Regions from separate parts of the Homo sapiens genome. Here region 1 is linked to region 2. Evidence: read pairs that join two places in POLR2A ChIA-PET (ENCODE). Cell type or tissue: A673. All regions are shown on one strand. Links, peaks and the distances in the headings refer to the core of each region. The heading gives the core; the rest is flanking DNA.

Region 1 (5,394 bases), core at 300-5,299, 160 kb before region 2:
CCTATCTCACACTCACAGCGGAACAGGCCAGGGAGGTTGTGGCAAGTTCCAAAGACACAGATGTTCGGAAGGGAGCACTCATCAATATCTTGGGGGGAGGGAGAAAAAAGCAAAAAACTTAACTTATATTTTTCTAAAAAAAACCTGCCAAATATAATTAGGCAACTAATGTAAATACTAAGAAAATGCAGAGTATCTAACACCAATCTGGGCACTTCTCCTATAGACTTTTAGATGATTTGCCATGCACAGTGAAGTCTCGTAGGTGAGAGGTTACTTTTCCTCAGTCTCTATTACATGCCAAGCAGCGGGCTGAGCATTTTATAGATACATATCTCATTTGTAGTGTTCCACGTAGGTCCACATCACTTTCGTAAAGTAAGAGGCAAGCAAGCCACCTTACGCTAAATTCGTTTTTTTTTTTTAATCTATCTATGTAGTCACTGTTTTTGTTGTGAATTAAAATTTCACAAGCCACAATGTCTTTCAGGGAACTGTCATAATTAGTTGCATAATCTCCAGTGTCCCTAGTCCTATGGCATGTGTTTGCCTTTGTTGACGGAGATTGGAAAACCGCACACGCTTCTTCCAGGCCTCTGTCTCTGCCTCCTGTTAACATTCTTCGTGTGCAGTTGACACACAGTCACATTTTCAGGCTTGAGACTAGCTTTAAATAGCCATGACCACTCCACCAGCCATGATTTATATTAAGAACAAACAAACAAACAAAACCTTCTCTTATAGCAATAAGAGAAGCAAAACTTTCACTGTGACTATTTGTGTCACCAGAGGTGGCACAGTACCTGTTTTCCTTGGATATTTGGAGTAACAAAAGTAAACAAGGTATTAGGCACATGATCAAGAGCATAATCTGGTTTCTTGACTCCAAGGAGTTTTATATCAAACTCTGCATATTTAATATAAACTGTATAAAGAACACCCAACGGTTCCATAACAAAGAAAAGTATTCACATAAAAATACATGAGGGAATTAGTATACATGTCATAGCTAATGACTGATTTTGAGTTCACGTCTTGTTAACAAGGAACAACTATTAACTAATACATTAATCAGGGTCTTGTTTAAACTTCTACTGACAATCGTTATCATTTGTTTATTTCTACTGAAATCTTCTTTTCAATGAAGGAGAATGTGCTTAAATTTGACAAATGTGGGTAAAGGGAAGAATCTTGTGTTCCCTAATGGGATCCAGCCTTAGCTAACAGGTTCCCAGGACTCTTCGTGTCTGACCAACACTTATCAGAATGACAGAGCCTAAAGCTGAGCGATACCATGCCATATGGCAGTATCCCAAGGGTCCCCTATTGAACAGATTTGCAAAACTGTTCCATGTTCATATATGTTAGATATTTAGAGCAAATGTGAGACATACCATTCTACGTATGGACAAGACTATTTGCTCTGCTTTTATTTCTACAAACCAAATACAGTGGAGATTAAAACCTGTGTTTCCATATTTAGTGATAATCCCACAACAGGACATTATCAGGGAACTTGCACTTTCAGCTCTTTTCTCCCTCAGTAGGGATTAACAGGTTGCATCCCCCTCCGTAGGGATAAATGGGTTGCACTGATTTAACCACACTTGGTTACCCTCATTGACCAATGGATACACCCTTGCAGACCATGCGGCCAAGGCTGGATGTACAGCTTGTGGCCAGTCAGCTGAGGTTTTCTGTGCAGCAAGAGAAATGGTCAGCTGGAAACCTAATCCCTCTACAAACTGAACTGACCAGCTTAGAAATGAAGCTAAAACACACCTCAGTTTAAAAAAAAAAAAAAAAAAAAGCATCAGGAATGTTTAAATAACCTAATCTCATCAAGCCCAGCAAGGCTCCCAGTGGCTTCCCCATCAGTTACCTTCACAGGCTTTCCCGTCAGCACTGGGCACGAAGCCCATGTCGCATTCACAGCGGTATCCTCCTGGTGCATTGAGGCACTGGCCATTGCCACAGAGATTCAGGTTCTCAGAGCACTCATCAAGGTCTACAGCCAGAAAGAAACACACGTTACTCTTCCTCGGTTAGGGGCTTTCTAATTCCTCAGGTCTATCAACTTTCCAGTGCAGCAATGTTTTGGCATAACTTCAATTTGACACATTTAAAGTCATTTATTTTTCTCTTTGGTAGGCTAACACTGAATATGAAATTTACATGTGGCTGATTCAGAATCCTGAATGATAATTTACCCTGAATGATATAAAATGAATAAGCCGAAGGAATCATGCAAACTAAGGCCTGTTCAAGAAGGGTCATCCGCATGGAGGGCACACCCATGACAGGAAATGACACATCATGTTTGTGTCTATTTCTCAAGTTTCAGGCTTAGCTTAGATGGGCACCAAAAGTGCAAAAGAATGGCAACCATAGGGAGAAGAAAAATTCCATCTGCTTAATCTCTACCTAGTTTTCTTAATAATCACAGGCATTTAAATATCAAACACATAAACCACACATGCCTAATACATGGAATTTGAATATGTTCTCAAAATGATGGGAGGTTTTTGATGACAAAACATCAATAAGTTAGGCAAAAATGATTTCATCTGAGATAAAACTTTCAGGGAATAAAAAAAAATTCCAGGTAAATCACTTAATGAGCCTTAGCCTCTATTGTGCTTAAATGACTTTTTATGAACAAAGTGCTCAGGATAAATCAATGTTTTAAGTTATAGGAGCAGCTATGCGACCTAATGGCTAATGGATCTTATTATTTTATTTAACTCCAGAGCTCTGATATAAAAAGTGCTGTCTGTAAATATATGCACATGTAAGTATATGTATAATTTATGTAATGACAAGTCTAATCATGTATGTTTACATGTGTATAGAAGTTTATGTTAATTCTATGGCTATTAATTAGAGCCAAAAAGAAAATTTCATTAATATATTATTGCAAAACTGGAAGTGAATGAATTCCATAGCAGGTTTGAAATTTTTACTTATACCAATATGGAATGTTGATGATGACGATAATGATGATGATGATGGCCTGTTGGAGAGAAATACATACTGTTCTTCTAATCTAGAACATCTAATCCCTTCTCCTTACATAGTTCCCTACAGCAAGCTTATCCTTGTGTTGGTACAGAAAGGAAGTCATTGGTGAGAAATAGGCAAAAAAAAAATAATAATAAATAAAGGCTAGGCATATAAAAGGAAGTATGATTTGTTTAAACTAATGACATCATTATATACAGTCATATAATGATATATATGCCAATTGTAACTATTATAAGGCCTAGCTGACTTGAGGTGGAGAATGGTATGACTTTTTTGGTATCATTTTATGTTAGAGCACAGATCACTGTAAATGATGTGATAATGGCACCTAAATATCTATCTATCTATCTATCTACCTACGTATCTACCTATCGAGAAGCTTTTGAGGTCTCCCTAATTGACCTGGTTCCAATTTTTTTTTTCCCACAGAGCTCTAGTGCCAAATGATGAATCTTTTCTATTAACTGACCCAGTCTTCAAAAAAGAATTGCTAGCCTGAGAAATGTGGAATGCCTGGCTTCTCTGACTAGTGTTGACACAGTTGTTTCCAGCGTGAACATACCTGTACAAGTGAAGCCATCACCTGTGTATCCTTCCTTGCACAGACAGCGGTAAGATCCCATGGTATTCTTGCAGTCTGCATGCTGGCTGCACATATGGGTTCCATTGGAACATTCGTCCAGATCTTATAGAAAAAGGTTATATCATTATTAACAGAAAGGGTGGTATTTAAAACCAATAATACACAAATTAAAATAACTTTACATAATTAATATTTTCATATGTGTAATCTATGCAGTCCTTGATAAGCAACCTCTGTTACTTTCCTACTCACCAGTGCACTTAATGCCATCTCCAATCCACCCGGGACTGCAGCTACATTTGAAGCTTCCTGCTGTATTGGTACATACAGCATGTTTGCCACAGTTGTGTGCTCCAATTTCACATTCATTGATGTCTGGAAAAATGAGCAGTGATTTAGAAAAAGGCTCAGCACAAATGTCTTTTGGTTTTTAAAATAAGTAATATTCAAAAGTTGACTTGCCTTCAAACTTCCCATGGTATAGTATAGACTGGTTTTGCATCCATATATAAACTCTACATATATCAAACAGCTTTAAATTTCAAATTATAAAGATATAACAATATGATTGTACTAGCTATTGTTAACTCTAATTATTTTCCGTATTTTAATGTAAGTTTCCAGTCACTGCAAAGTGACTTTTTACAGCTGAAGACCATAAAAAATGAGTTGCTTAATTTTCTATGGTTTTAATACTCCTTGTCACATATTTTCTTTTGCTAGTATTTTTAGTAAGTCAACTATGGAGTAATGATGCACATTATTTTCATATCTTGTATAGACAAAAAATACAAACTTGTTGGCAAATTAGAAAATTTTTGCATTATATTCTATATATAAAATATATTTTATTCTTAAACTTAAAACACTTATTTAATTATGCTTTATTTCTACAAAAGCTTTCCTTTAGGTATTGCTAATTTAAGCATTTGCAGAAAATGTTCCTTAAGACAGTATATAAGCCATCTTTTCCCTAGCTTCTTAGAGTCCTAGCACATTGGAGAGCCAAGCCTTCTTGTATATTTCATGTAAAACTCAAGTTAATCCAATGGGGATTTTGTCAGAATATAAGGAATACCAGATTAGGGTCACATTACTAAAAGACTCCAAATTTTCCAAAATGCTCTATTCTCCAAAATTCTATTGTCAACTTTAGCCAAGATAGACTCTCTAACATAAATATGTTACAGAAAAGAACATAAAGTACTAAGTGAAAATTTTCCAAAACGAGCCCATTCTATAATGGGTTACCCTCATAATCAACTTTGTCATTAACTAAGAACAAGAACTCATAAATATGGTACTCTATATGGAAACCAACATCTAACACCAATCTTAGGTCAAGAAGAACAATTTTGCCATACAAAACACTGCAAGAATTTCCAGTGAACACTTGAATAGTGGCATGAAAAAGAAACTGGGCAAGTAATTCATGTTTGCCTTTTTGTTTACTTATGAAGCCCAATTAAATGATTTGAAAGTGTTTGCAAACATGCTATCTGCCAAGTGTTCCATCTGAAGCTCTGAAATGGTCCTGGGATCTTTGGCTTCTTCATAACTTCTAGAGCAAACACAAAATGAAATAAGAACAGATTGCTCCTACAAAAGAACTTTATAATATCACTAATGATCATAAAAATGAAGCAGCATGCCTGGAAGAATGTCCTTTCAGTCATGACACATTGTATAGGTGGATTTTAGTGTAACCTTGGCAGCCACATGGACCTATCAAGTTATTACTGCAGGTCAAGAGAGACACATAGCTTTAGACTGTGACTGGGAGCTTT
Region 2 (5,394 bases), core at 67-5,066:
TACAAGTGAAGAAACTGAGGCCCAGAGAGGTCAAATCACTCGTCTGAGGTTTCCTCCTAGAAGGTGGTGGAGCCAGGGTTTGACCCAAAGCATGTCTATTTCCACACTTCCAAACCTCCCTGAAAGTGTGGCCAAAGGTTATTAGTGATCATTGAAAATGACTCCTTGGTCCTTTAAAATATGGTCCCACAATCAATACCAGTATACCCCACTACCCACAGCCAGGCTCAAATAGGAAATAGTGTGAGGTAATTATAACATATACCCCAGCCACTAGCTCTGGGTTTTTATGACCAAACTGCCAAACATTCCTAGCCAACTCTTCAGGAAATGTTCAGGCACTTTCTCAGATTCCAGCTAAAACACCGACTATGTGACCCTGGGGAGCACAGAGCTCACAGGGTGGTAATGGGATATAAAATTTGCAAACTTGAGGTCAGTGGCCTCAACTCTGGGGTGTGAAGCACCAGCAGTCCATGAAAGATTAAAAAACTATTTGTCTACTTAAAGGCTGCACATCAAGTCCTTCACTGAAAAGCATTTGCCTACATCTCCTCAGACATTAACCCCATCAGAAAGGGAGAGAAAGATATTCCAAATGGCAGTTCTGCCTAGAATCATTGGAAAAAAAGATAATAATATCAACAAGCCCAAGACAGGGTGTTCATTCTGAAAATGAAGCATTGGGTCCTATTCAAACGCAGCTAATGCTCATAACATAGTTGTCACTTGGAGTAGGCAGATGTTTTACAGTATTACTAGGTGAGATGATATGGAGGAAAACACAAGAATTTAAGAATTTTTTTCTTTCTTTAGCATGTTTATTACATAAACTCTTAATGTATAGTTTGGATAACTGAGCCAGCAAGTTACACAACAAGAAACCAAGCTTAATCACAGACCCAGAACTGCCTTAGTTGATCCCAGGTCATTTGACTCTTTGACTGCCAATTAGAAGTGTGAGTATGTGTGTGGTGGAGGGTTGCGGGGAGGAGTCATGCTTCCGATTCCCGGAGAAGACTATTTCTCTTTTTCCAACCACCTGACTGATACCCTCATTGACAACTACCTCCCTCAAAAAGTCCCATCCCACCCAATCCTTTCTAATGTGGAGGTTCCCACTGAGAGCAGGGTAGTACTGAGGATCTAAAACTCTGCTACAGTATCACCCCTTCAGGGCTGACCGCTGAGAGAGTAATCACACTGCCTAAGATCAAATAAATGAGAGAAAGAAAACACCCATGCCCACAGGATTGATAAGGTTTGGTTATTTCAAGTATAGCAGAGAACTTGCAGATACCAGTCCACCTCTTGAGGGTGTGAACACAAAGAGGCCCAATCTATTACCCAACAACGCGCCTCTTAGGTCAGCTCTCGCTACCACGTGACTCAGCTTCCACACCTACGAACCGGAGAGGAAAATAAGCACCTTGAGCACTTGTTCCTGGACCTTCTCTGGGCCTCAGTTTCAGTATTTATACATTTCTAAAATCTGTCCTACTATAACTAATTTATAATATGAATTTTTCTAAAGATGGATGGTCTGGCTATGGAAGAAGATATAAGCCATAATTTCAATGGCAAAAATAAAAGCATTTAAAAATAAGAAGGTCCTTTAAAAGTTATTCATCAAAGGCCCAAACCTATTAGGGTCTGATTACACAATCTTACAAATTAGCACTGAATGAACAGGGGAAATGATACACAATAAACCATTAGTTACAAGAAGCAGGATGCATCAAACTTTACATAGTACCATATACACAGGTGCATACCAGACAATGGATTAACCTGCTTTTCCACTGCATTCCTCTAAATGTTTTCATACGAATCTTTTCTGGCATCCAAGTGTCTTTCTTTTATGTCCTGACTCTCCTCCATAAGCTCTCTGTCCCCTAAAAGAGGCTGATTAAGGCCACAGGTCGCCTGGTCCCAATGCTGCCGGGAGTGAAGGGGTTGTCATCAATCTCTTTCAAAACCCAGCATCTGCTCTGTCCAGCCTAGGTCCACTGGCTGGCAAGACTTTCACTCCAGAACCTTCTCCCAGCTCTCTCCTCCTGCTTCCCTCAGGCTTTCTCCTTCCTTCCCCTAACAAAAACCTTAACCCTGTTTTGCTTTTTGAACACCCCAATGTTCCCAGGTAAAAATTTTGTATTTTACTTAGACCTTGTTTACTTTTCTTAAGGTTTTAACTCTCATTTGATATTCCTATCCTCCCTATTTTATTTGCAGCACAGCTTATGAAATTACTTACAAAAAGAAGATGAAACAATGATGATGAAGAAAAAGAAGAAAAGGAAAAGATGGCAACAAAGAAGGAGAAACAGAACCGGAAAAGGAAGAAGAAGAAACCAAAAAAAAAAAAAAAAAACCACACACACACACACACACACACACACACACACACACACACACACAAAATGAAACCCTGCCTCTGGAATACATTGTCTTTATTAATAAAGATATTACCATACTTCAGTTCAAAACCATGAAACTTGACAGCAGACAATGTGTCTTTAGGGCAGACATAAATCCTGTCTCCCAACACCAACATCATAAAATGGTTGTACTATATTTGGACTTAGATGTGTTTGGATACTTATATTTGAATGTAAGTATGACTGATGGTCTAGGAATTCATAATCCTTCAAAATGTTGAACTAAACCACTTGTTTAATGGAGCAGTTCTCCCACTCTGAGCCTGCTTGCTGTCTGGAATACATCTCCGGCTGGGAATGGTGGAGATAGGGATTTTTGCTTTCTCTCTTCCGCTCTGAGGGAGCTGAATAAATAGAGTCAGTGATAACTTCAACCAAAAAAAAGTCACTTAAGTTGAAAAAGTGGTAGTCACAAGAAATTTAAATCTAGGATTTGATATAGTATAAGACACCCACAATGCAAACTTGACTATATTCCTAATCCAATTTTATTCTATTGATAATGTGGCTACTCCATTTATAAGAAAAATAGTACAGTTCAGCTCATTACAACACCAATTCTATTAGCAACTGCAACCTATTTTTACTTATTAGTATAACCCCTAATTTAAAAAATTGAGGTGGATTACACCAACAGATACATACATTTGAGGCTATAAATAGAAATTGAAAATAAAATTCCATACAGAAGAAAGTTAAAACATACCAAAGTTAATAAATTAGAGTGATTGCCCATTAAATTTATTTCATGTATAATCTTAAAAGCTGATTTTCTTAAAAGCAAATGGAAAATGGTTAGATGTTTTGAAATTCTCATATTTGAATAAAACAAAACATACTGCTTCATTAGGAACTTTCATTTTATTCCTGACAGTTGTGAGTTCTTTAAATGCAGAACTGTGGACAAACTAAGATCAATGCCCTAACATGAATCTAACAGAACATGCAAACACAATATTTATGGAGCTTTTTCATTCTGAAGTTACAGCAGCAAAATACAATGAGGCATCCTCAGTAGAGAACTAAGCCAACTGAACTTGATCAAGTTAGAATTAAAACTTAAAGTATCTGATTAGCCTTCTCAAAGATCTATTGCCTCACAGTGGTAGCTGGTCTCCAAAGATGGCTCCACTTTCTCCCCTCCCAGCAGACACATGATGCTCCTCACATCCAAAGGTAGGTCTTAATAGTCCATGCCCTTCAATCTGGATGAGGCCTATGACTTGGATGGAATTCCAGGTCATGCGATTCCAGGCTAAGTTTGAAGAAAGTCTGGTAGTTCCCACTTTTGTGCTCTTGAGAGATCCTGAACTGCCATGGAAAAAGTCTGGCTATGCTGCTCTAAAGACCATGTAGAGAGGCCACGTATAGAAAGGGGACAACCTGAGACTATATAAAGGAGAATCAAGGAAGCCAGGCAATGTCGAGGACATATGAGTCCATGTGACCCCAGCCAGCCAGCCCCCAGCCCTTCGAGTTAGCCTACGGTCAATATGTGGGATTAACACATGTGACCAGGGTCAGGAGGCTGTTGTTCAAGATCCAGCCCCAACAGACACTCACTCTGAGCAAGGCCTAGTCGCTGCATCTGGGGCTCAGTCTCCCCATTTGAAAAAAAACACATTCAATGGCTCCATCCCGGGGGCAGGTTCAGGCAGGAGACTGCATGAGAGACAGCTTTAAAACTTGGAAGGCCCCCAGCAGAGCCAGACAAGTGGCTCTTTGCTTCCTTTATTCCCCTCCTCAGTGGGTCCATTTAGATAAACCACACCCAAGTAAACAGGGCTGCAGGCGCCAGTGCCTGGTCACAGAACCAGATGCATATGTGAAGAAGTCATACTGCCTGTTCCAGCCCAACTGACATTGTGGGGCGCAGAGACAAGATTCCCCACTGTGTCCTGTCTAAATTCCTGAGCCACAGAATCATGAGAAAGAATAAAATTGTTGTTTTAAGCCACGAAGTCTGGGGCAATTTGTTACGTAGCAATAAAATAACTCAAACACTCACAAATGAAAATACTTTGTTTCATGGTAGTAGAGGGCCTAGGCCTGATCTCGTTTCCCTTTATTTTCTCTTTATGGTGCTACAATGACTTCGTGTATGGTAAGTTTGAATATATATGGAGGTGGGAGCATTCTAGGTCCTCCTCGCCTTTGTCTTTCACAACCAACTAGTCAAGTACTGTCTGCATTAACTCTGGAACCACCTGAGTCTCTTCTTTCTTCACCCCTTTCACTGAATTTGCTCAGACCATCGTGGACTCTCACTGTGACTCCTATATTAGCCTCCTAAATCCAAATCTCCCTGTCTTTAGTCTCTCTTCTCTCTAATCATCTACCCTTCACACCTCTACCCAGTGGCAAAGATCTGATCATGTTCCTATCTTAGAATCCTTTACTAGCTCCCCGTCCTTGCCTTTCACAACATCAGTGACATTTATATTTCCACTAGTCCCTCTCCTTTCCCTAACAACATTGCCACCTATGTACGGGCTCACAAGATTGCTCAAGGTTGCAAACTGCACAGCTCCAGAGGGCACTCGTTTCATAGACTGCACTACAAACCATGTCACTTGGAACCATGCCGTGCCAACCCTGCCCAACTGCAGTCAATGTCCTAAGACCTCAGACACTTCATATCCCTTTCCCTTGATGTATTTTTCACTCATCTTTCCTTTATTTCTCAGCTATACTTACTCCAAGCTCTAGTCTATATAATTAACCATACCCAGTTAATCAGCTCATCAAAATTGCTCAGAGTTCAACTATCAAAAACTATTCTATTGAACATGTGCCGCATACCCAGTTCCTAGATGTTCCTAGAGATAAATAAAACAAGCAAGATCTCTGCCTTCAAGGAGTTCTCACTCCTAGTAGACAGTCACTTTTTATCACGTAGATCAGAGGTTGTTAAACTTTTTCTGTAAAGGACCAAAGAGCAAATGTTTCAGTTTTA

Evidence for each region. ChIA-PET counts read pairs that join two places held together with the same protein. Peaks named below come from ENCODE experiments on the same cell type or tissue, not always from the same donor. Only the 100,000 strongest peaks of a DNase experiment are listed, where the experiment ranks them.
Region 1: POLR2A ChIA-PET joins it to region 2 with 5 read pairs; 3 of 35 experiments call an interaction of 5 or more read pairs at or near these places.

The regions. Positions count from the first base shown.
Region 1 is chr15:48,470,669-48,476,062 of GRCh38, forward strand. FBN1 (fibrillin 1) reads right to left here. Exons shown (of 66, transcript NM_000138.5): 33 at 3,860-3,982; 34 at 3,587-3,709; 35 at 1,883-2,008; 36 at 1-88. Among named protein-coding and RNA genes, the nearest start is that of DUT-AS1, 140 kb to the left of the region's middle. RefSeq lists an enhancer at 1,701-2,900. In A673, for the core only: no CTCF peak of the experiment used is centred there; a DNase peak (open chromatin) is centred at 2,303; H3K27ac peaks cover 433 bases.
Region 2 is chr15:48,632,486-48,637,879 of GRCh38, forward strand. All of the region lies in intron 2 of FBN1 (fibrillin 1), which reads right to left. Among named protein-coding and RNA genes, the nearest start is that of FBN1, 11 kb to the right of the region's middle. In A673, for the core only: no CTCF peak of the experiment used is centred there; no DNase peak of the experiment used is centred there.